Regions from separate parts of the Homo sapiens genome. Here region 1 is linked to region 2. The links are chromatin contacts, found by Hi-C or POLR2A ChIA-PET in ENCODE. All regions are on one chromosome and are shown on one strand. Each heading gives the region's core, a stretch centred on a gene start or an enhancer-like site at or near the end of the contact. The rest is flanking DNA. Distances are from core to core; before and after follow the strand shown. Region 1 overlaps NFIB (nuclear factor I B). Region 2 overlaps NFIB (nuclear factor I B).

The links. A loop is a pair of places that touch in the nucleus more often than their neighbours do. ChIA-PET counts read pairs that join two places held with the same protein, here RNA polymerase II (POLR2A). Pooled maps may share reads with other maps.
Region 1: a loop to region 2 is called in a pooled map, with 2.7 times the contacts of the local background. The contact joins two enhancer-like sites. A Hi-C loop is called at or near these places in 5 of 168 maps with a recorded cell type or tissue (Right ventricle myocardium inferior, aorta, chondrocyte and 2 more) and 1 of 50 pooled maps. POLR2A ChIA-PET finds 5 or more read pairs at or near these places in 5 of 52 experiments (A673, BJ, MCF 10A and 2 more).

Annotation. Positions count from the first base shown.
Region 1 is chr9:14,273,091-14,275,790 of GRCh38, forward strand. The region is part of intron 2 of NFIB (nuclear factor I B); the gene reads right to left. Among named protein-coding and RNA genes, the nearest start is that of NFIB, 40 kb to the right of the region's middle. RefSeq lists enhancers at 728-1,328, 1,329-1,928. Within about 2 kb of position 1,267, at least 8 of the 41 ENCODE cell types and tissues checked have a DNase peak (open chromatin) inside an H3K27ac peak, as active enhancers do; they include endothelial cell of umbilical vein, where a contact is called at or near this core.
Region 2 is chr9:14,236,861-14,239,563 of GRCh38, forward strand. All of the region lies in intron 2 of NFIB (nuclear factor I B), which reads right to left. Among named protein-coding and RNA genes, the nearest start is that of NFIB, 76 kb to the right of the region's middle. RefSeq lists an enhancer at 1,304-2,065. Within about 2 kb of position 1,336, at least 6 of the 41 ENCODE cell types and tissues checked have a DNase peak (open chromatin) inside an H3K27ac peak, as active enhancers do; they include endothelial cell of umbilical vein, where a contact is called at or near this core.

The DNA of each region.
Region 1 (2,700 bases), core at 17-2,516, 36 kb after region 2:
TCACTCATTAACGAGCCAGCAATGCTACAAAGCTTTTGCTCGTCTGGGAAAACATGTTCCCAGTTTTAAACTCCACAGCAAATCAAGGCACTCTTTTTAATAAGTACATTTTCCGTCTCTTTCCCCCTCATCAATCCCAAAAAGAAACTCAGCTTCTCTGTGTATTATCTGTGTAACTCTACATGTCAAACTACAATAGGCCTTGTATCCTTTAAGGTAACATGGGCCAGTGTCTGAGGTGGAGTGGAAGACTCGGGGCTGTGGGGAGTTAATGCCTCCCTTCTCAAAATAACTTTCAAGTTGTCTATTAACAACTAGTTCCCATAATTACATATTAAATTTCTTTACCATGATAGGTTACAGTTATACATCCCAAATAAATCTGACTGTGGAGTACCTGCCGGCAGATTTCTGTCTCTGTTTCCCCAGACACATTGACACACAGCTCAGAGACAAGCTGGTCAGGCACGCTACACAGAGGTCCGTCTGTCCTCGCCTAAAAAGTAAATAAATTATTTTGTGAAAAATATCCTTAGCAAGGATCAGTATTATTGTCAGTGTGACTTTAAAATTCTAAAGGCATGCCAGAAAGAGGGCTACATAAAATTCAGCAGTTTCCAGATCATACACAGTACAGAGATTCTCATACCCACTTAATCTCAGCACGCATCTCCACCCCTACTTCCTTCCCAATGGTATGTGGTCTTGAAAACACAAATGTTCACGTTTCCTGAAGCTGAGCTGCAAAGGAAAAGTCTCCTCCCAAGAGGCAGAGCTGTAGGCTTTTGGTGCCCCCGAAATTGTTCACTACAGTACAACATAATGTGACACTCACCACAATTAGCCACAGGGAAACAGTCTTTTTTTCACCTCTGATGTCATATAATAGATTTGAGATCACATCAGTGAGCAATGTTATCTACAAGTATTTTTGGAAGTCTTGTTAAAAGAGCCACGATACTGCAAGCCTAACTTGAAGTGTAAATGGTGAATGCTTCTCTATATCTCATCTTGACCACTACTTTACTGAAGAGTGAAAAATGACAGATGCAAATTATTTTTCAGAAAGTAGACATTTCCACTGGTAGTTCTTCCTCCTAAGTGATCTTTTCTTCTCTCTCATGCTCTACCCCCTTTCTCTCTCTAGCATTCTTCCTCCCTACACACACACACACACACACACACACACACACACACACACGAAGACATCCATTAATATTAAGAACAGTCTTCCGTAATGTTTTTCAGAATTTCTCAGGGGCTTAGGAGGGCGGCAGCCGTGCCAAAATTACAAGCTTTCCTCTAGTCAGAAGGGATGTCTTTTCAAAGCCCAGCCCTCATTTTTCAGTCTGATGTAAGTAAATTTACCTCTGTGTGCTGGGCTGAGCAGCTTTTCTTTGTCGTTTTTGTTTTTCTAATAGCTGCTGCTCTGGCAGAGCTATTCATTTCAAAGGGAAGTTAGAAGCATTCTTCACTCTTCCCCTTTTAGATTATTTGCAGTTACTGACTCTTCTGAAATCTTAGATTTGAACAGAAACCTAAAGCACAGCACCATTTTAAAACAGCAAATCACCAGCATTCCTGGGATCACATTTCTCTAGAGCAACTATCCAACATGAGGCACAAGAACTAAGTCGAACTGGGCTAAAATTGACAAAATTAAAGACAAAAGAATTATCTCTTTTAAAAATTGGGGCCTACTGTGCTCTGACAGCATGCTAAAGGACAACCATCGTTTGGAAACATTGTTTCAGAACCAGAGAAGAGGTGGTGGAGTTCTGTTTGCCAGTTAGCTAAATTAACTGATTTCTTAAGAAATCCAAGTGAACTGTATAGTAAGGTGGTCAATTTTTGGAAACATTGTTTAGGCAACAGATAAGAGATAGTGAGGTTTTGTTTTGAAGTTAATTTACTTCATGAGAAAGTCAAATCAACAGTCATAGACCATGAAGCTGATAAGATCTATGATAAAATCCAGTGGGCGAACTATCAGTAAGTTCTTAATTTGCCCACGTCCCAGTGTATTCAACGGGCTTCAGTTGGCAATGGCTGGACCTTGCTCTTGTTACTTCTGAAGGGAGTTGTTTTACGTGGACAAGGCCAGGATCATGGTCTCTGAGTGCTCCAAGGGGTTAACCTCTGTGAATTCTACTTCTGTGTCACATATTTAAATGAGTAACTTAGAGTTCAATATCTTTGTGTTCAACTAAAGTCAACTTCTTCTTTATCAGCCAACATTCTCTTACTCTAATCGTTGAACACACTTGAATTCATATCAGTTCTGGGATTTTCGTAACCATCAATCATAAAGTCATAGTAAGAAGAAGAATAAAGCGATATCAGTGCAGTTGAGGCAAACAGGGAAGAAAAAGTGCACGGCGCCATGGTTAGGATATCATGCCAGGCTAGGAAGACTCTCATTAACATCTCCTGAGTCATCCCATTCACAAGCAGTATCCTTGAAGAATGATATCTGTGTATATAAGTGAAAACCCTATCACACCCAGGGGCTTATATCCTTGGCATCTTAATTTCCTAGTTGTGAGTACTTATCTAAAAGGACATGAGTATAATGCTATCCTATATGGCATACTAAGAAACTGATGTAAAACTAAGTCTGCAGGAGAAAAGAGATGCTACATTCCTGTGGCAATTTTCAAATGGCACTAAAAATAGATAAATACGGCAGTAAGAACTAAG
Region 2 (2,703 bases), core at 86-2,585:
AAATAAAAACACAAAAAAGCCACTATTTGGTGTTGTGTTCCAAGTAGGAGCATTTGTCCCTAAGTTCTTTCCTAACCCCTTACTGGAGGGCTTCCAGAATTGCTCTCATTTTTTTTTCTTCTTCCCCTAACACCAGTGGCAAACGCCAACATTATTTAAGAAAATACTTGTGCATATGGTATCCTCCTAGCACAGATTTGCCATCCAGTTGAACAGTAGGGCCACTAACCCACACAAACTAAACTGCAAAATTATGAACTGCATAAACATAAACAATTGAATTTAGCCCTAATAAATTCAAGGTAAAATCACACTTCTGAAATTCCTAAAAGGCTACGTCACTGAAAACTATCAGGTCTGAGAACTGAAGGTGGTAAATATGACAATCTAAAACTTCCAATGCTCTCTTTAGAGCCAATTTCTTTCATCTATCTCATCCTATTGATTTACTGTGACTCCCCAAATTATTCTCCAAGCTTTAGCCATTCTTAGCCCTCTTCTCATCCATCTTCAGAAGATCATCAAAATCCCTAACACCCAAAAAGTGCCGAAGGCCAGCACACACAGGGAAAAGCTTGGCCACCTAAGATATACCATTGCCCACTGAGCACAAAAGCTCTTCATTATGTCTATGTACCTTCTCATTAAACAGAGCTGGTGTCTGATCTTTTCACTGCTCATGATTACTACTCATTATTAATCAGACTTCCCAACATGCTTCCAAGGTATGCAAAATCTCGTCCCCACATACCAGATGGGAAAGCTGAGGCATCCAAAAGTTAAATAACTCCCAAATAGCCCAATATAAGAGGTCAGCAACATCTCTTGCCGATCTACATTGTTTCTTATTCAATAAACATTTATTATTGATCTACCAAGCTCCTCACCCTGCTAGGTATAACAGTGTGTGTGTGTGTGTGTGTGTGTGTGTGTGTGTGTGTGTGTGTGTGTGTGTAAGCTCCTCACCCTGCTAGGTATAACAGTGTGTGTGTGTGTGTGTGTGTGTGTGTGTGTGTGTGTGTGTGTGTGTATTCTACCATATTCTGGGTTCTGGGCAAAACAGCAGATTATCAAAGTCCTAACCCACATGAGGCTTACGGTCTAGGAGGGGTAAGAAACAGTAAACCAAGAAACAAATGAATATGAAATATGTGAGGTAGCTATGGGGCAAAGAGTACAGCAGGGTAAGGAGAAAAAGACCTGGGAAGAAGAGAGTGGTAGCTGGAGTGGTAGGAGATTTTGGGGGCACATGTAATTTAAGTCTTCCTCTGAATGAGGTAAGGGAGCAAGCCCTACCTACGATCATCTGAGAAAAAAACGGTTCCCAGCAGAAAGGACAGACAGAGCAAAGTGCCTGAGGCTCAGCTGTACTGGAGGGATGGTAGTATTGCTGCTACTGAAAGGGCAGGCAGAGTGACTCACTGGGGAGAGGGAGGCAAGGGTCAGATCACACAGCACCTGGAAGTCACCACTAAAAGTAGGGGCTACAAATATAAATGAGACTACTCAAGAGAGACAGTCTTGTGAAGAGTTTAATACGTAAGGTTACATTAAAAATTCACTGCATTAAAAGCAGTTGATGCTTTCCCTACCATCACATAAAAAGTATATGTGCACAAACAGACAGAAGGGTGCATGCGCTGAATTTTATATAGTCTAGGAAACATTTTCACATTGGTTGTTTCAGTCAAATACAAAGAAGTTACAGAACAGCATCGAGTACCTAAGAGAGACCAAAAGCATTTCCTTCTGTAAAGCCCTGCAGCTGAGGGCTTACATCCGCCTGGTCCAATCAGTTCATTTCCAAACAAAGGTAGGAAATGGCTGCATCCTAGTATTTCATTGTGGACTCATGACTCAGTGCTTTGGAACTTGGTATCTTTGGGAGTGAGTGTCTATTCTCCACGTCTCTTGCCACAGGGGGAAAAAGGTACAGATAAACAGTAACACAATTTCACCCAACCGAGATATAAATCTGTGGGCTTCTCCACCCTTCTCAAAAATAAATGAATGAATGAAGGAAATTCAGTTCCTGCTTTTTTTTCTTCCCTTCTCTGTTTTGTTTCCTAATTCCCAGGACTCCCTGGTGTCTCCTAAACAGCATAAGGTCAACTGATGGTGAAAGTACATCACATGATAATTATTCAAAAGCTGTTATGTTATACAATATAGTTTATAATAGGAAAAGGAGTTACATTTGATTCTGCAAGAGCAGTCGGTAATATGCCCATTACATAGGGATTCTAAGAAACTAAAATTAAGAAATTTGTCCTAAAGAACAAATTGATTCTCCTCCATCATTTAACCAAAAAGGTTTGTAGTATTTTGTATTCACAATGTTACACAGGAGAACAGTAACTTAACTTTGAAAACTGTTTTCACACAATGGTCACAAAGAAAATAACACATAAATCCCATTAGGTCTTTTTGTAAAAAGCTTCCATAATTTCCAAATCCACGGTGTAGAGAGGAAAAGAGGAAAATGGCATGTGTATATGTTCTAAGACTATTACTTCAAATGAATAAGGTTTAGAGGTATACTTAACATACAAACTGTTTCCTTCAGGAAAAAGTGCAGGAACTCCTGGATAGACACAATACTCATTTCTGATGAAAGTTACAGAAGAAACTACCAGTTGTGTATGATCTAATACTACAAGTCACTTATTATCTATGAAGGAAAACAGAAAGAGAAAAGATAAG